Regions from separate parts of the Mus musculus genome. Here region 2 is linked to region 1. The links are chromatin loops, found by intact Hi-C in ENCODE. Cell type or tissue: left cerebral cortex. All regions are shown on one strand. Each heading gives the region's core, and the rest is flanking DNA. Links, peaks and the distances in the headings are about the cores only. Region 1 has its middle 13 kb from the start of Ern2. Region 2 holds the start of Gm39083 (a long non-coding RNA gene).

The links. Hi-C counts contacts between places; a loop is a spot of excess contacts. Peaks named below come from ENCODE experiments on the same cell type or tissue, not always from the same donor. Only the 100,000 strongest peaks of a DNase experiment are listed, where the experiment ranks them.
Region 2: it touches region 1 in a loop (2.4-fold over the local background); 5 of 42 quality-filtered maps call a loop at or near these places.

What each region holds. Positions count from the first base shown.
Region 1 is chr7:122,194,344-122,204,198 of GRCm38, forward strand. No RefSeq gene overlaps it. Among named protein-coding and RNA genes, the nearest start is that of Ern2, 13 kb to the left of the region's middle. In left cerebral cortex, for the core only: CTCF peaks have their summits at 3,151 and 5,185 (motif pointing right); DNase peaks (open chromatin) are centred at 3,166 and 5,182.
Region 2 is chr7:122,932,743-122,942,597 of GRCm38, forward strand. Gm39082 (a long non-coding RNA gene) reads left to right here. Exons shown (of 4, transcript XR_869923.1): 4 at 3,023-3,045. It overlaps Gm39083 (a long non-coding RNA gene), which reads left to right and starts at 3,094. Exons shown (of 3, transcript XR_869924.1): 1 at 3,094-3,121; 2 at 7,114-7,162; 3 at 7,337-7,616. In left cerebral cortex, for the core only: a CTCF peak has its summit at 4,028 (motif pointing left); DNase peaks (open chromatin) are centred at 5,889 and 6,030.

The DNA.
Region 1 (9,855 bases), core at 1,077-9,076:
GCAGGGTCATGTTGACCACATATCCCATTATATTCTGTATGTTGAGATTTGTTAATCTTAAGAAATTCAACAGCCGTAAGTTCCACTTAGGACCAATCAGTATAACGGTCAGTTAGAACTGTCCTGTCTAGCTAGCCAAAATAGCCTGAGTCAGAGCTGATTACTGGGCAGCACTTCCTGCACCTTTATAAATCTGCCCTAAGAATATTCAGGATTGTAGCCTCAGCCCCCGAATTCTGTGCTACAGCTCTGATTGATCAGTCTTAGAGTGTTCAATCAATAAACCACCCCTGTCTGGCTAAGATCAGTGTTTATGTGGTTTGTGAAGTGACTCCTGGACTCTAACACTTTCCACAGCAGTTTGTTGCCTAGAAATTGAGAGAGAGAGAGAGAGAGAGAGAGAGAGAGAGAGAGAGAGAGAGAGAGAGAGAGAGAGAGAGGAGGGTGGCAGGGGTGGTGTGTAGTTTAGTTGGTAGAGTGCTTGCTTAGCCCTGGGGTTCAGTCCCTAGCACCTCATAAAATGCAGCATAGTGGTGCATGTTTGTGGATCTCAGTACTAGGGAAGAATAAGCAAAAGTATCAGGAGTTCAAAGTTACCCTTGGCTGGGCTACATGAGAGCTGGCATCCAAAAGCAGACAGAATAGAACACATAGGAGGGAAAGAGGGAGGAGAGACAAAGGAAGGGGGAGGAGGAGAAAGAGAAGGAGGAGGAGGAGGGGGAGGGGGAGGAGGAGGACAGAGAGGGTACGAGGAAAGAGAGAGGAATATGGAATGGAGTGTGTTGGCTTGCCATTGAGTGCTTGCAATAGGCTACGGGGAGTCTGCTACAGGAATGAAGAGAAGAAGGTCACAGTGATACACATATAGAAAATAAAACTGGGTGTAGTAGGACATGCATGTCATCACAGCACTTGAGAGGCTGAGGCAGGAGGATTGTTAAGTTAAAGAAAGCCCTGCTTGGAGACATAGTGAGACCTGTTTTGTAAAAGTAACTTTTATTTACCTGAAGCAATTGTTGTCTTGGAAGCTTACTGCCTCCGTCTGTTAACCTAGGCCCAGTCCTGGAAGCTTCTAGCCTCCGTCTAATCTAATCTAGGCCTAGAATGTTTTCAGCTTCTAAGACTTGCTTCTTCTGAGCTCTGGCTGGCTGATTCAACTCAACTGTTTGGGCTCAGACTCCTTTCCAAGCTGACTGATTCAATCTGACTTCTCTAGGCTTTCCCTGAATTGCTCTGCTGGGCCTCAAACTAACTCTGACAATCTGTTCTAATCTTCTGGCTCCTTTTCATTCTCTAGCTCATTCTGTCTTTTTCTGTGTCTGGTTTGTTCTCTCTTAAACCTGTCTCTGTAAAACTCTCCTGGTAAAACTGTCTCCTTTTCTCTCATTTCTCTTTTCTCTGCCTGCACTGCTCTCTTAAGTAGCTTCCCTTTCACCTCCTCAAGAGAGTTGTGCATATCCTATTCTGTCAAATCTTTCTCTGACTCGACACTTTGTCTGTCACTCAATTAGATGTCATTTTCAAACATGGCTGCTTTCTTCTACAAACTAACTTTACCTTTATTGTTTGGGATTAACAGTGTGTACTAAGGGCATGTCTGTATTCCAGCCAGAGGAATTAAAGGTGTGTGATAAGGGATGAGCCACACCAGAATACCATCCTGGGGTTTACGGTATGATCAAATGTCTTGCAACACTGTCTCAAAAAACAACCCAACCAATCAAGTTAGCAATCAACAATAGAAGATCCTTTCCTTATGCATCTTTCCAATCTACATAAAAGTAAGCATTTACGTGGCATTGATGTGCGTCTTGCTCCTGACAAATGAAGGAGCTGTTTGCTGACACTGTTAATGTCCAGTATTATGGTCTGGAGGTCTGTTAACCCAGAGTTCATGTTTTAAAGACTTAGTGGCCAGGATGATGATGTTAGGAGTAATGGACCTTTAAGAGGTGGGGCCAAGTGGAAAGTCTTTAGGTCATTAGGAAGAGAGGACCAGGAAGGGGTTGTGGGACTCCAGCATCTGGCTTTGTGTTTTGAGATGTGATCTTTTCTCTTGGCTACACCCTACCATTTATTGTAGATTCCTGATAGAGCCTCATATTGTGTGGCCTCCAATACTGTGAGTTAAATAAACACCCCCTTTAAAAAAAGTTTATAATCACATTTACTTGTTTACTTGTATGTGTGTGGTCCTATGTGCCATGGCACACCTATGTGCACACGTGTGGAGGTCAGAGGACAATTTGTAAGAGTCGCTTTTCTCGTTTCACCAGGTAGGTCCTGAATATTGAACTTAGGTCATCAGGTCTTCTGCTGTGTTACTGGTCCTATACCTGTTTTTCTTTTTTGTTTTTGTTTTGTCCAGCCAGCCTTAGGTGTTTTAGTAACAACAGCAACAAAATAGAGAAATATAGTGTCCTAGTTTGGTTTCTGTTGCTGTGGTAAGCGGCAAGGCCAAAAGCAACTTGGGGAAGAAAGGGCTTATTTGGCCTTACAGGCTATAGGTCATCAAGGGAGGCTTGGGCAGGAAGCTGGAGGCAGGACCGGAAGCAGAAGCCAGGACCGGAAGCAGAAGCCAGGACCGGAAGCAGAAGCCAGGAAGAGATGCTGCTCACCGATTTGCTTTCTTACACAATCCAGAACCATCAACCCAGAGGTGGTGCCACCCACAGTGTACTGGGCCCTCTCATATTAATCATTAATCAAGAAAAACAGCACCCACAGGCTTGCCTCCAGGCCAACCGGATGGAGGCAATTCCTCAGGTGAAGCTCCTGCTTCCCAGGCCGTTCTAGTTTGTGTCACGTTAATAAACGAACCAGCACATTCTCTTAGGCTTCAACACCCGCCAGTCCTGCACTAACACCCTCCAGAGCGCCATTGGTCACAGACTATGAGTCTTTTTTTTTTTTTAACCTTCTGCATATAAAAACAGTCATTGTTGAAAAAGTATTCTGCATCTTCTTCACAGACTTATGTTCTTAATAAGTTAACTAACTTACAGGAGAAGTTCTATCGTCCTCAATCTACAGACGAACAAACCATGTTTCAGAGACATTAAGTAATTTACTCACCTAATCAAAGCTAGTCGTTTGTTGGGTGGGTGACTAGTACTCCAACCTAGCTTAGTGATCTTGCCTCAAGGGAGGCCTCTAGTGGTAACATGCCAAACTGCAGGCTTATCATTCCTTTTGAAGGAAAGACTTAAGGACTCTCTGCTGCTGATGATTAAGAAAGATTGGTTATCCTGGACATGGAGTGAGAAGGAAGGGAGGGACAGGACTTGGAGGTAGTGATCCCAAGGCACGTGGGAGGCTGTGGGATCATGTTGTATTTTTTTGTGGGGATGCCTGGGAACTTTTTCTGTTTATATTTCAGTGGTGCAGTAGATCCTGTGCCTAGAGCCAACTGCCACATTTTCATACATTTTTTATGAGTGACTGGTAATTGTGACTATCAGGGCATGGTGGCACTTTCCAACAGCCCCAGCCTTCTGGCTCAGGTTCAGGTATCAGAGTTGGAGACCAGGCTGGGTTCCTTAACAAGACCTTGCCTCAGAGGGGGAAAAAAAATAAAACAAACAGACAAAATAAAAAATATTGACAACTGGCAGAATGTAGTGGCACACGCCTTTAATCCCAGCACTTAGGAGGTCAGCTTGGTCTACAGAGCAAGTTCCAGGACAGCCAGGTCTACACAGAGAAACTCTGTCTAATAACACAACAATAACAATGCTGGTGACAATAAATAATAATAATAATTAATAATAATAATACCAAGTACCAGGCCTGTGCCAAAACTGAGTACTAGAGATAAGAGTCCACACATTAATTGGAAGCAAAACTATAGAGCCAAGACTGGAAACTTAGTGTACCCCATTCCCCCATACTTTTTTGAAACAAGGTCTCACTATGTAACTCAAGCTGCCTCATCCTCTTAAAGTACTGGGGTTAACTGTGAGCTATCACACTCTTAAGTTCTTCTCAACGAGAAGACCCCCGGATATGTCTTATTCCCCCCACCACCTCTTTTCAGTCTCTCTGTAGGACTAAGTAGCATGATGCTCTGGGGTTGTCCTGGGCTCGTTGTTGGATGGGTTCCTGTTTTTGACAGGCATCATCATAAGCAGTATTTGACACAGGTGAACTCTTAGCCATGTGTTACAGTGTATCCTAAACAGAACAAATGAGCTGACCCCTTAGTGTGTGGACACAGCAGGCAACAGTCAAGGTCTGAAAGGCCTGTAGGTGTCGTAGATCCGGTGATCCAGGACTCTTTGGAGTTGAGCAAGAACACTTCTTTTTTGTTTTGTTTTTCGAGACAGGGTTTCTCTGGGTAGCCCTGGCTGTCCTGGAACTCACTTTGTAAACCAGGCTGACCTCAGAAATCTGCCAGCCTCTGCCTCCCGAGTGCTGGGATTAAAGGCTCGCGCCACCACGCCCAGCTGCAAGAGCACTTCTGACAGCAAGCTTTCCTTGCTAAAATGCCTGACAAGAGGCTGCACTTCAAGTTCTGGGTTACTAGGAAGAAGGGTGGCGGCCTGTTGTGTTCCAGGAAACCACTTTCTCTCAGTACACTCCTGGGAGAGGCCTATGGCATGCCCAGGACTCAAGTTCACAGTTTGGCCTACAGGCTAACTATTTTTATGTGTATGAAAATTTTGCCTGTACGTACAGAGGGCACCAGATACCTTGGAAGTTATAGATGGTTGTGAGCCAACAAGTGACCTTAACAGCTGAGGCCCCTCTCATTTTTTTTTGTTTTTGTTTTTGTTTTGCTTTTGTTTTGTTTTGTGAGGCAGGGTTTCTTTGTGTAATAGCCCTGGGTGTCCTTGACTTGCTTTGTAGACCAGGCTGGCCTCGAGCTCACAGAGATCCACCTGCCTCTGCCTCCCAAGAGCTGGGATTAAAAGCACCTGCCACCACAGCACCTTACAGCTAGCTCTGAATGGTTCCTGTTTTGTTTTTGTTTTTCCTTGAATCTGATATGCTAGAAATATGTAGCGTTACCCTTGACTCATGTGTTCTCTCCTTTTTTTCTTTCACCCGCCAACCCCTCTGCAGAGAGGTTCTAAGTAGTTCCTTAGGAAAAAAACCCTTTGCCCTGGAATTTATCTTATCTGACCTTTACAACTGCGTGTGTGTACTCTGTAGGTCAAGGATGTAACATCATTTACTTACAGCAGGGGGCAGTAGAGTGTAGCAGATAAATGTCTGTGGCTGTAACTGGGTTTGAAATTTGATTTCAGTCGTGCCCTACGTGAACATAGAGCTTTTTCAGAGAGAAAATCTTAAACTATGTATCCTCCAATGGATATATAATTATTTTAAAATTTATACATGATTCCTGCCCTAATATTTTATGTGTATATAGTATAGAATGTAATGGAATGAAATTCAAGTGAAAAAAAAAAAGATGAAATTCTCCTTAACATATTTTATTGACAATCAATTGCACATGTCATAAATTCACAACCTAGCCTGGAGATATAGCTCAGTGGTTAAGAGCCCTTACCTAGGTTTGATTCCTAACCCCTGCACAGTGGCTCGCAACCTCTTGTAATCTCAGTGACTGGGGATCCAACATCCTTTTCTGGTCTCTGAGAAGGGCTCCTGCACACAGGTGATATATCTTCACGCAGGCTCACAGATATACACACCAAAACTTTAATCTTAAGAAAAGACTTACTTATTTTAGTTTTAATTATTGTCTTAGTTATTTTTCTATTGCTGTGACCAAACTCCATGACCAAGGCATGAAGGAAAGCATTTGACTGGGCTTATGGTTTCAGAGGGTTAGAGTCCACACTGGCAGAGGGAAAACATGGTGGCTGGAACAGGTAAAAGCTCTCATCTTGATCAGTGAGTGGGGAGAGAGAGCACACAGGGAATGGCTGGAGACCTTCGAAACCTCAACGCTCTCCCCTCAGTGAGGCATGTCCTCCGTCAAGGCCATACTTCGAAATCTTTCTCAAACAGTTCCACCAACTGAGGACCAGGTATTCAAACATAGGAGTCTATGGGCGAGCCACTCTCGTTCAAACCACCCCATTTACGAATGTATGCCTAAATAAGTTTTATATATTTGCAGGTACTCACAGAGGCCAGAGTGCATCAGATTCCCTGGAACTGATGACAGGTGGTTGTGAGCCAACTGTTATGGATGCTGGAAACTGAACCCAGGCCCTCTGCTAGAGAGAGCAGTGGGCACACTTAGCCACTGAGCCAGCTCTCCAGCTCCTTAAAATCAAATCTAAAACAAACAATCCCCCAAAACAACACACACACACACACAGAGGGAGAGAGAGAGAGAGAGAGAGAGAGAGAGAGAGAGAGAGAGAGAGAGAGAGAGAGAGACAGAGAGAGACAGAGAGAGACAGAGAGAGACAGAGAGAGACAGAGAAACAGAGACAGAGACAGTGTGAGAACCTGGTATGTTTTGGCATCATGAACACACTATGCCGTTAACATCCATCAGACACAAAGGTTTTTCATACCCCTGCAATCTACCTGCTCACACTTCCTAAACAGTCACTCACTGCTCAGCGAGTCTGCTTCCTGTCCCTGTGGGTTAGTTTGCATTTCTTAGAGGTGGATTTTTATGTACATGTGGGTTTTTTTTTACATTTATTTATTGTGTCTCAGTGTGTATATGTGTGTGTCTCGCATGCGCGCATGCCTGCTGCCTTGCACACGTGTTGGTCAAGGGACATCTTTAGAGGGGCTGGCTCTCTCCTTCGACCTTGTGGGTTACGGTGACAATGCACATTCTCAGATCCTCATGCCTGGCACTGAGCATCCTTGTCCTTACCTGCTGAGCTGTCTCACTGATCCCGAAGTTTGCCAATGATATGTAGCATAATTATTTAAAATGTTCCATTGCATTTGTACATCTACTTTTGTGTGTTCGGGAGCTTGCGCATGTGGCTGTATAGACATGCCCATGCCACAGCATTCATGTGGAGATCAGAGGACATCCACTGTGTGAATTCAGGTGACCGAACTCACGCCATCAGGCTTGGCAGCAAGCCCCCTTTTACCTGCTCAGCCACCTCACTGGCCCCCTTTTACCTGCTCAGCCACCTCACTGGCCCCAGAACAGGTTCTTTTCCTTGTTGGTCTGTCTTCTTTTTACTCAGCACAACTAATTTGAGTTCCAGTATATTCACAGATGAAACCGAGGGCGAGACACGGGTGCGATGACTTTAAATAAGATTTTGTGTGTAAGTGAAACTATCTTCAATTTTTAAATTTTGGTTTTGATTGAACTTAAATTAAAAATGATTTATTCTTTTTTTTTTTATGTGGGTGCATGTGTGCATGTTTTTATGTGGCAGGTGAATCTCTGTGAATTTAAGGCTAGTCTGGTAGTCTGGCCTATACAGCAAATTCCAGGTTAGACAGGCCTACATAGTGAGACTCTGTCTCAATAAAATAACTAAATAAAATAAAATAATGAGAGAGAGAGCGCGCCAGGATTTCTCTAACTAGACTAGATTAGCTGAGCTCCCAGGGACCTGCCTGTTCCTACCTTCCATGTCACTTTGAAACACAGGCACATACCACTGTGCCCAGTTTTGTTGTTTTGTTTGTTTCATTTCTTTTCTTTTCTTTTCTTTTCTTTCTTTCTTTCTTTCTTTCTTTTTTTTTTTTTTTGAGACAGGGTTTTTCTGTGTAGCCCTGGCTGTCCTGGAACTCACTCTGTAGACCAGGCTGGCCTTGAACTCATAAATCAGCCTGCCTCTGCCTCCCAAGAGCTGGGATTAAAGGTGTGTGCCACCACTGCCCTGCATTGTTTTTTTAGAACTCGAATTCAGGAACTCACACTTGCCTTGCTGACTTGGCCGTCTCCTCTGCTGTTATTCATGGTTTTAAACACAGGGGCCGGCTAGCTGTGAATTCTCAGGGTTCTCCTCCCCTGCCTCCTGAGTGCTGGAATTCCGGGCACACACCACCATGCCCAGCTTAGTGTTTGTCATGTGTTCAGGCACAGCCATATGGAAAAGTAAGAAGTGGAAAGACTCTCACTAAAGGCCACCCCGAATCTATCTCAGTTGTCCCTTCTCATTGTCCAGGTCCCCACTTCATCAGAAGTATCTTTCATATTCAGTCCTGCATGTATGAAAACATAGGTATTTTTTGTGCTCTCCCAGTGTTTAAAGAAAACATCAACCCCCAAGAATATGTACTGGCCTACAGTTAGCTTTTCTCACTTGGTATATCTTAGAGGTGTTTCCATAAAAATCTGTAGAAAGCGCTCCCCACCCCTTCCAGCTTCATCATATTTCATTAACCTAATGGACACGTGGGTGGTTTCCAAGATTTTGCTGGAAAGGACAATGCTACGTCAGATGATCTTGCACAGTGCGATGTCTTACAAGTGGGTAAGGGTTTTCATAGGGAAAATTCTTAGAATTCTCAGTGCAGGATCCAGAAGAACACACATTTATCATTTTGTGACCCCCATGACTGGACAAAACGGAGACAGAGTCACCCACCCAAACTGGATAGATGAGACTTCCTGCTTCCCCAGGGTCTCACCAACGGTGTTTATCCAACACTTGGAGTCCTCCCATTTTTGAAAATGAAAAAAATCTTGGTGTAGCTTTAATTTGCATTTTCCTTAATATGATGGGTGTTAAACTGTGTGTTTTCTTTTCAAGTGTTTCTTAGGGCTTATGTGATAGATGGCTTATAGAGTAAAGGAGCTTCTAAGGGCGCTGATGACCTAATTTCATCTCTGGGCTCCACATGGTGGAAGAAAAAAACCAACCTGAACTAACCAACACACACATACATACTGTACCACACAAGCACATGTGCATGCACACATGACTGTAAAAAAAATTATTCCTAAAAAAGCCTTGCTAAGCCAGATGATGATGGTGCATATCTTAATCCCAGCAGTTGTGAGGCAGAAGCAGGTGGATCTCTGTGAGTTCGAGACCAACCTGGTCCACAGAACCAGTTCCAGGACAGCCAAGGGCACACAGAAAAACTCTTGTCTTGAAAAAAAAAAGTCTTGCTAGTAGTGATAACTTCATAAATTATCTAAATTCTCAAGGTGTGAAACCTGCCAAGGGTTACAGATGACATTTCCTTCCTTCCTTCCTTCCTTCCTTCCTTCCTTCCTTCCTTCCTTCCTCCTTTCCTTTTTGAGACAGGGTTTTTCTGTGTAATACTGGCTGTCCTGGAACTCACTCTGTAGACCAGGCTGGCCTTGAACTCAGGGATCCACCTGCCTCTGCCTCCCGAGTGCTGGGATTAAAGGCGTGTGCTTCCACGTTCTGCTACAGGCAGGTGGAGTTTTCTAGACCTTTCCACCTGGAGGACTCTGCGTGTTGGATAATCACTGTTGGTGAGACCCTGGGGAAACAGGCAGTCTTGTCCGTTCACTGTGGGTAGATGGGTCCATGACTCTGTCTCACTTCTGTGGAGTCACAGGGGCACAAAATGACAGATGTGTACTGTGAGTGGAGAAGTCCTCACTGTCTAGATTCTGTCTCCTGGAGTTACACATACAGGCTAACCACCTACAATCATGGATCTAAATTAGTGTGTGCACACAGGACTCTCTGGTCTGCTTAGATGTGTTGTGTGACTCTGGGTGGTTCCAATTGCACTTAGCTATTTTAATTACACCGTGAGTTAGGAACCTGATTTCCCATGTGAGTGCAGCCCATTGTCCTGGAAAGAGGGTCACTTCCCTTGGAAAATTTAAGGTTTGTTGGAATAGCATTTTATTATCTACTTCCTATGGCTTCTGTGCTGCAAGGGCAGAGTTGGGTAAACACAGAGTGTGAGGGTTGTAAAGCTGGGGGTGTTTACAGAGCAAGCTGCCAACTCCTGTCTTAC
Region 2 (9,855 bases), core at 938-8,937, 740 kb after region 1:
TGGTAACAGACATTTGTTTTCTCATAGTCTGGGGTTGAAAAGTCCAAGATCAAGGTAGCTAAGAAGCTAAAATCAGTTTTTGGCGAAGACCTTTTTTTTGTTTGTTTTTGGGTTTTTTTTGTTTTTTGGTTTTTGTTTTTTTGTTTTTTTGAGACAGGGTTTCTCTGCCCTGGCTGTCCTGGAACTCACTCTGTAGACCAGGCTGAACTCAAACTAAGAAATCTGCCTGCCTCCCAAGTGCTGAGATTAAAGGCATACACCACCACTGCCACAGCAAGACATTTTAAAAACAAAAACAAAAACAAAACAGGGTCTCACTACATAGCCCTGGCTGACCTAAAACTCACTAGTAGACCAGGCTGGCCTTGAACTCAGAGATGTGAGATCTACTCTCCTCTGCCTCCTGAGTACTAGGATTAAATGCATGTGCCACACACCTGATGAAGGATGCTGTTCTGCTCTGGCAGGTATTCACATCTCATTCTTGGAGTAGAAGAATGGATAAGGAACACTTGTAGCACCCCTAACTCTATCATGAGGCCTTTGACATATGCATGACTGGAGAGGGAACAATTCATTTTATAGCAAAGCCTCTGATAGCCTGCACTATGTTATGATGTGAGATTTTTATTATTACAGCAGCCCACAAATTTTGTCTTAAATTATACATCAGTCCAATGTCAACTCCTGTCCCCTCATAGCAATATATGAGGACCACCAAGTCAACAACTCTAAATAAGTACCTGATACAAAATATGACACCTTATCAAGTGCCCTGCTGCCCTCTCCAATCTGTACCTGGTCACTCTTTGCTATATAAGTGAATTGCATCACCCCCCTGAAGCAAACCCTTCCATGGCTACCTTTTGTTCTTTGGGACTCTCAGAATCTACCCACAAAGACACTGACGTGAGGATGCGGTCCTTGATCTGGCAGTTGGGTTCCTCCCATTCACCATCAGAAATGAGAATCCAAGCATCCCATTAGGTTGACCCAGACAGTTAACACATATTCACAGTCTTGCAATGAGCAATGCTAACTCCACTGCTCTGTGTCAGCATTGATCCTAGGTCTTACGACCTTGGTCTTCTGAACAGCCAATAGGATGTTATTCAGACTCATTATACCGATGGCTCCTAGAACTGTAAGACTTGGAAAAGAAGTGGGCAACCACTGAGATTCCGGGTACTATGAAGTAGAAGATAACACAAACACACAAACACTCAGCCCCTGACACATTGATGATGCTTTTCTTCCAGCCTAGTGGTTAGAGACACTTGCTCCAAGACAAAGGAAAGAATACAGAATATTGCATGTTTGTTTCCTGCCACTAAAGACAGTATTTTGGTAGGTCCCTTTGGAGTTTTGAAAGCAGCTCACAGCTTCTTTGGGAATGCTGCCATGTATCTATCCCCCACTCAAACTACTTGCCTTAGCTGCCCCCAAGTGCTGAGGCTCTAGGCATGCACCAACCAGGTTGTTGCTTCTTGCTTAGTTGCTATCTTAGTTAGGGTTACTATTGCTGCGATGAAATACCAGGACCAAAAGACAAGTTAGGGAGAAAAGGGTTTACATGGCTTACGCTTCCACATCAATTTTTATTATTGATTGAAGAAGTCAGGACAGGAACTCAAAATAGGACAGGAACCTAGAGGCAGGAGCTGATGGCCTAGAGGCCATGGAGGGTTGCTGCTAACTGGCTGTCTCCCCATGGCTTGCTCAGCCTGTTTCCTTTTTTTTTTTTTTTTTTAAGATTTATTATTTATTTAATGTAAGTACACCGTAGCTGTCTTCAGACACACCAGAAGAGGGCATCAGATCTCATTACAGGTGGTTGTGAGCCACCATGTGGTTGCTGGGATTTGAACTTTGGACCTTCGGAAGAGCAGTCGGGTGCTCTTAACCACTGAGCCATCTCACCAGCCCCTCAGCCTGTTTTCTTATAGAACGCAGGACCACCACCCACTATGGGATGGGCCCTCCCCCATCCATCCTTAATTAAGAAAATTCTCAACAGCTGAATCTTATGGAGGAGGCATTTTCTCAGTTAAGGTTCCCTCCTTTCAGATACCTCTAGTTTGTGTGTCAAGTTGGCATAAGACCAGTTAGCAAGGTTGTTGTTGATTCTGAATTAGGCCCAGAGAAAAATACAGCTTTGTCTAGGTGCCAGCTTCAGAACAAGGGGTCCTAAAAATGTAGGCCCTATGACTTGACGGGTCTCCTGCCACAGAGATGCCCGAAGTGGGGAACAGTACTGTCCAAACTTGGGGAAGGTCCAGAAGCTTCTGAGATGTACCAAGACTTATAGGCAGGGTGTGGCTTAAATGGTTGGTCAAGATGCTGGAAGGAGCAAGAGTTGGGTATCAGAGATCTTGATGGGCAATTCTGCAGGGAAAGCTGCATGTGCATCCTCACATCTCACATCAATGCCAACTAGAAAACACACACAAAGACGGTGGGCAGGGGTTGTGTACTCTGCGCTGTCACTGTGCTGTCACAGTGTGTCCTTAAAGCAATTAACTGGTGGCAGAAACAGACTCAGCAAGGGTCCAACAACATGGTCATCCTTCCAAGACTGCCCCGGCTACTGAACATTCGGCGTACTGTACTCCTAGACTGGCACGGAATTCTCAATGCATGACATCCTGGTGGTACACAAATGTGGTGGCAGGGTGATTGCATTGAGCCATGTGTACCCGGTAAGAGGCTCCCCTCCTGAGAATGACTCTCCCCTACTAAGAACCACAAAAATCTAAGTGGGAATTTGTTTCCCTTTCTGTCTGTAGCGTATCACCACTCTCTAATGACTCCCAGGATCCCACGTGCCTGCTTGTGGATGTTTGAATAGGAGTGGCCCCCATTGGCTCATAGATTTGAATACTTAGTCACCAGGGAGTGGCACTACTTGACCGGGATTAGGAGGTGTGGCCTTGTTGGAAGTAGTGTGTCACTGGGGGTGGGCTTTGAGGTGTAAGAAGCTCAAGCCAGGCCCAATGTCTATCTTTATTCCTGCTGCCTGCAGATCTGGATATGGAACTCTCTGCTCCTTCTCCAGCACCGTGTCTGCCTACAGTCTGCCATGCTTCCTGCTATGCCGATAATGGACTAAACCTGTGAAACTGTAAGCCATCCTCAATTAAATGTTTTCTATTATAAGAGCTGTTATGGTCATGGACAGTATCTGACTGTCTAGCCCTAGCTGTGTAGCCCTAGAATTTGCTTAGTAGACTAGACTGGCCTTGAACTCAGAAATCTGCCTGCCTCTGCTTCTGCCTCTGCCTCCCAAGTGCTGAGATTAAAGGTGTGCACAACCACACCTCTGATTTTTTTTTCTTAGTCCTAAGAACTCATTTATGAAAGAAAAAAGTAACTGAGAATATGACAAGGTATGTCAGGTCCAGCAAGGCCTTGGTAGGGACAGAATGACACAGTTCCCGGGGACTTAGTAGGGGCAGAGCCAACAGATGTGGGCCTCCACAAGTATCAATGGCTGCTGTGGGCATAAGGCTTGTTTGTATGATAATGTATGTATTTTACGTTCCTCCTTCAAGGAATGTCCTCCCTGTTAATGTTAATGACTTCATAATAATCAGAGATAGCATGAGTCTGGGAGGCAAAGGTGTGGCTAATGTCTCAGCAAAATGGTGAGGACAGCCCTTAAGGCTGTGGAAAAGAACTCTAAAAATGTGGGTTCAAGGGACTGGCGAGATGGCTCAGTGGTTAAGAGCGCCGACTGCTCTTCCGAAGGTCCCGAGTTCAAATCCCAGCAACCACATGGTGGCTCACAACCATCCATAACGAAATCTGATGCCCTCTTCTGGAGTATCTGAGGACAGCTACAGTGTACTTACATATAATAAATAAATAAATCTTTTTAAAAAGTGGGTTCAAAAATATGTAATTTCTCAGGCTGAAGAGATGGCTCAGAGGTTGAGAGCACTGGTTGCTCTTCCAGAGATCCCCAGTTCAATTCCTAGGAAACACATGGTGGCTCAAAACTACCTGTAATGAGATCTGGTGCCCTCTTCTGGCAAGCAGACAGAGTACTGTATAATAAATAAATAAATAAATAAATAAATCTTAAAGGAAAAAAAAAAAAGCCTGGTGTGGCACCATGTGCTTGCAATTGTAACATCTAAGAGGTATAGACAGCTGATACCCAGGGCTTGCTGCCAGGAAGTCTCAAAAACATATAATTTCTCAGCTATGCAAAATGTAAGGATGCTATATGAATTATGAAGGACTTCACAAATCTAAAAGAACAAAAACAACTGCACTGTGAGCCAACTTGTCAGAAAGATACACAGGAAGAAGATAAAGAGATTTAGGAAGTGGTGATGGCAGGACATCCCACCCAGCTAAGTTGTTTGTTTGTTTGTTTGTTTGTTTATAGTTTATAGAGGCAGACAGATCCCTGAGTTCAGGGTCAGCCTGGGACACAACAAAGTTAGGCCCAGGTATGGTAGAAATGGTAATTTCAGGTCTGGGTCCCACCCAAATAGTTTAGTATCTGTGCTTAACAGAGGCAGGGGAATTCTTTTGCAATGTTTAAAAAAAAAAAGTGTACTTGCTCTCTCCAGAGAATTAAGGGTCTGGGGTCCAGGAATGCTGACTCATAGGATAATCAAAAGGGAACCTGGAGTCAATGATTGGATTGATATGTAAATTTAAAAACTGGGTTTGTGATCTGCAGGAGATGAGATATCCAGAGACATTTTTTTGGAATAGCAAGGGAGAACTGCTTAGAGAACTGTCTTGAGCAGAAAATAGAGAGAGAGAGAGCTGTCTGGAGATCTTCAGAGAAAGCAGATGAACAGAGAGAAAGCAGGCTGGAAAGCTGTCTTGGAAAGCAGAGCATAGGCCACCAGCTTGATCCCACAGTCTTTGTTTTGGGAATTCTGGTGTGTCCCTGGAGTGTGTCCCCTTGTTGCTGCTGATTCTCAGTTCCTGGTAAGGCAGAACTTCACAGCAGTGGCAGAAGCAACTGACCTCATTACAGATAGACAGCAGAGGAAGTGCCAGACACAAAGGGGCACAGGACCATCCAGATACATCCTTCCAAGGATGCTCTCAATGACCAGCTTCCTTCAGTTAAGCCCACCTCCTTACCTCTCACCACTTCCCAGGATTGCCACCATGATGCAAATCCATCAAGGGGATAGTGTATTAATTACGTCAGAGACCTAAGAAGCCAGTCACTTCCCAGAGCCCATCAGCTGGCAACCAAGTCCCCAGTACGTGGGCCCTCCTGTAGCCCCAGTACGCAGGCTGCTTCATAGACACACAATAATGATGCCTATGTAATAGAATACTGAGATGATCCATTCATGATGCTACCAAGACTCCAGTCTAGGAATGATACCTTGCAGATTAAAATGTTGTCCATCAAGATATGATACACACTCTGAGCCAACAACCTGTAGATGGTAGTGCCCCCTTAACACAATACAGAGACCTAAAATCTAACAGGCAGACATGTTGTCTCTACCACCACTCCCAACAGCACACTTAGAGAATCTAGATCACCTCTCTCCCTGAAACCTTAAATCCTGCAGTTTGAGGCCCTGATTCTCTTGGGGGGGAGACAGTTCTACTGAATGAGACCGTAATCATCCCTCTAAGCTGAAGCCTGATCACCTGGAGCTCTGAGCACCAGTAGCCTAGCAACAGAAGATGGTGCCACTATCCCAGTAGAGCTAATTGGTTGTCATTATCAAAAAGACCCCAAATCTCTGCTATGCAATGAAGACAGAGTGGAGATGTTTCTAATGCAGAGAGGACTTACTAAAAAAATTCTGTGTTCTGAGCTAGTTTCACCTGTGAAAAGGCAGTCACAGCAATCCAGCCTGCTTTGAGCTTCACACCAGAAGCTCAGAGCCCTCAGGCATGAAATCTGGGTTAAAGCACCAGGCAAGCAAAAAAGAGCAAAGGAGCACAGGAAAAGATGCTCATCATCACCGGTCATTAGGGGCATTCTAATCAAAGCCACTGTGGCTTACCGTCCTCACCAGGAGGCCGTGATCAGGAAGAAAGACAAGTAAGTGCTGGTGCGCGTGGAGAGAAACTGGACCGGAGCCTTCTTATGCCGCTGGAGGGATGCAGAAAGGAGCAGCCTCTTTGTGGAAAAGTTTGACAGTTTCTTAAATTATAAAACACGGGGTTACCATAGAACCCAGAAATTCTGCTCCTGGCTATATATATCTAAGGGAAATTCATACACATGTCTACACAAAAAAAAGCACACAAGTATTCACAGCTGCCAAACATCTATTGTTCATGATATCAAAAAGGTAAAGACGGCTGGTGAGATGGCTCAGTGGGTAAGAGCACCCGACTGCTCTTCCGAAGGTCCAGAGTTCAAATCCCAGCAACCACATGGTGGCTCACAACCATCCGTAACGAGATCTGACTCCCTCTTCTGGAGTGTCTGAAGACAGCTATAATGTACTTCCATATAATAAATAAATAAATCTAAAAAAAAAAGGTAAAGACAAGTCCAATATCTATCTTCAAGGGTTAATAAGGTACTGTCATGATCCAATGTGTTTCAGCCATGAAAAGGCATGAACAAAGCAGAAGTGGGGGCTTCCTAGTGAAAGAAAGGGAACCAGCCGCAGACAGGAAGGAACTGGGGGTGGGAAATAAAATACAGTGAAGTATAATGCCACATCCGTATGAAAATGTCTTGAAACCCTTATTTGTTATACTGTCTTAAACGATTAGCTTCTTTAAAACATGTCTTAAAAGAGTCATTAACTGGTGGTTTAGTTTAGTGTGTAAAAGTACCTGCCACACAGCCTGGACTCAATCCCTAGAACTCAGAAAACTAGATACAGTGGCTCACATCTGTAATCTCAGCACTTCCATGAGATATTCTCTCTCTCTCTCTCTCTCTCTCTCTCTCTCTCTCACGCACACACACACACACACACACACACACACACACACACACACACACACAGAGAGAGAGAGAGTAGTGGTAATAATAAATAAAATAAAACCAGTCTATAATAAAAGCAGCCATTGTGTCAACACCTCCCTATAGAGACATAGATGTAGATATAGTTGTATACAAGACAACTCTGAACGGCATTTTCCTTACTTTCTCCCCAGGTTTCTCTGTGGTGTTTGGAACCCAGTTGCCCCAACAATGACCTGCTCGGTAACCTTCCTAATGGGCCTCTCTCCCTCCTGGTGCCTCCGTGTCTCTGTCCCATAGTAGTGGTTCTTTGGATTAACACACACACACACACACACACACACAGATGATGATGATGGTGATGATGATGATGATGATGCAATTAGTTTTAAAGATGTCTTTAATTTGTCCTTTCAGCAACCTAAACCAAAGGAGATCTATAGTCTTCTCTTGAATTCCTTCCTGGTCACAGGAAGGAGGTAGAAGATGGCTGTCTGTGTGGGAACTTTCCAGGGTCTCCTTGGCTTCAGCCCACCTCCAGCCACTGTCAATATACCTACCCTACTTTGCCACATCAGAAAGCAGCAGCGCCATGAAGGATTCCTGGTATCTCATTTGATCGAGGCCATGAAATTTCTAACCCTAACTGCATCAGGCGACTCAATTGTCAGCAGGGAAAGGCAAGAGGAAACGGTTAAATCTTAATTTCTGACCTCCTTAAAAACCAAAAACTAAAATGCAACGCAAGACGTTAACAGAGGGGAAACTCCACGAGCTCTTTCTGATTGGTACAAAGCACGGGACCAACCTTCGTGAATACCACACCCAGCAGGATGTTTAGCAGTCAAAGGATAAGCACACCAGCTCCTGCAATTGCTATTCATCTGAGCCTCTCTTGTTCTACCACTCATAGCATCCGACTGAAAGCGAAAGTGTAAATGTGTCGGGGGTTGGTCTGAGGCTGGTAGGCTTTTAAATGTTAAATACTACCCCCAAGATCTAGTTGCCCAAGGCAAGCAGATCCTCACATTCAACAAGTAAACTTTTTTTTTTACTCTATGTAAACCTTGCTCCCTACTTTAATATTATTTGATTAATAAAAGGCTAGAGCCTGTGACTGGGCAATAGAGAGACAAGCAGGACTTGAGGATCGAGTGAGGGGTTTCAGGAGAGACCAGAAGGAGGAGGAGAAAGGAGGTAGAGAGAGGGGAAGGTTGCCATGAGGGAGGTGGAGCCTGAGGACAGGCGGATGGGACAGAGATATCCGGGACTGAGACTCAAACAGCAAGGAACAAGGGACATTTGACTGGGATTTAAGTTAGAATAGCTCACAGCCTGCCCAATCTGGGCTTAGAGCTTGTAAATTATCAGGATTTTGTACCTTTTATTCGGGCTAGCTGGAATAAATAATTCATTTACATAAATGTATCATCATTTTTAGACATTAGTGACCTCGCTGTAGGAAATCCTGCAAATTCCCACACCACAGAAACTATTAGTGCTAATAAATTCAGCAAGTGTACGCGGTAGCAGCAGGACACACAAACGCAGTCAGCTGTGTTTCCATACATCAGCACCGGGTAACCTGAAAACTCAATTAGGAAAACAATTCCACTTATAATAGCATCAAATTGAATACAACACTTTGGAACAAATTTAACCCAGGAGGTATGAAAATCGGCCACTGAAAACTCTAATATGTCAGTGAGATAAATTAAACAAGGCTGGCATTAGTGAAACAGAAAACACGACAGGGCTACCCAAGCATGCAATAGGTACAAAAAGCCCAACAACCTTTTTCTGTACATATTTGTGTGAGTGGACTGTGAGTGTGTTTTTCTCACCTGTACAGAGGCACGTGCATTCGTTGGTGCACATAGAACGGGTGCCAGTCACTCTCCAGCTCCTCAATCCAGGCAGTGTCTCACTTGACCCCGGACTTGCCTGCTCTGGGGACTCCCCAGTGCTGGGGTTATAAACTGGTCATCAAGCCCATGTGGTATTGATGTGTGTGCTGGGGGAGTCCAAACCCCAGCCTTCACGCTTGCTGAACAAGCAGAGTACCCACTGGGCCGTCACACCAGCCCCTCCACAACTTTTTTTTTGACAAATGTGGGAAACTTGACTCTAAAACTCACATGGAATGAGAAGAGCCCCCGAGTAACTGAATTCTTTACAAAGAAAACCCTCAAACAGAACATGGTGGCTCAAATCTGGAACACCAAGACTCCGGAGATGGAAACAGGAGGGTCAGGATCCAAGTGATCTTTACTTATAAATATATAAGAATAGAGTTAGAGAGAGGGAGTATGGGGCCAACCTGAGCTACCTGAGACCAGGTCAAAAGAAGAAACAAAGCAAAAGTTGAGTTTAAGGAATCGAAGTTTGTTGTTTTTAAAACTCACTCAAGGGACACTGATATAAAGATAGATAATAAAACGTGGACCAGGATTCAAAAATCTAGAGGTTAATCCATGCATCCTGGTGAGGCAACATTCTTTTTTTTGAAAATCTTGTCTCCAGGTTTATTTATTTTTATTTTACGTGTATGGGTTTTGGTTTGGTTTGGTTTTTTTTTCCCCCCTTCATGCATGTTTGTGCACCTCATGCATGTAGTGTCTACAGGGGCCAGAAGAGGGCGTCAGAGTCCCTGAGACTGGAGTTAGAGATGGCTGTGCGCTGCCATGTGAGTGCTGATAAAAGAATCTGCATCCTCTGGAAGAGCCATCAGTGCTCTTACCTGACGAGGCATTGCTCCAGCCCCTCGGTAACGTGATTTTCACAAGTGTATCAAGACAACGCAGTAAGGGGAAGAACTTCGCCTTCAGTGAAGTTGAGACACTTCAATATCCACACGCTAGTAAGTGAAGTTCACAGCCTGTTTTACACATCACCAAAAAATGATTCAAAGGCGGTGGTGGCACACACCTTTAATC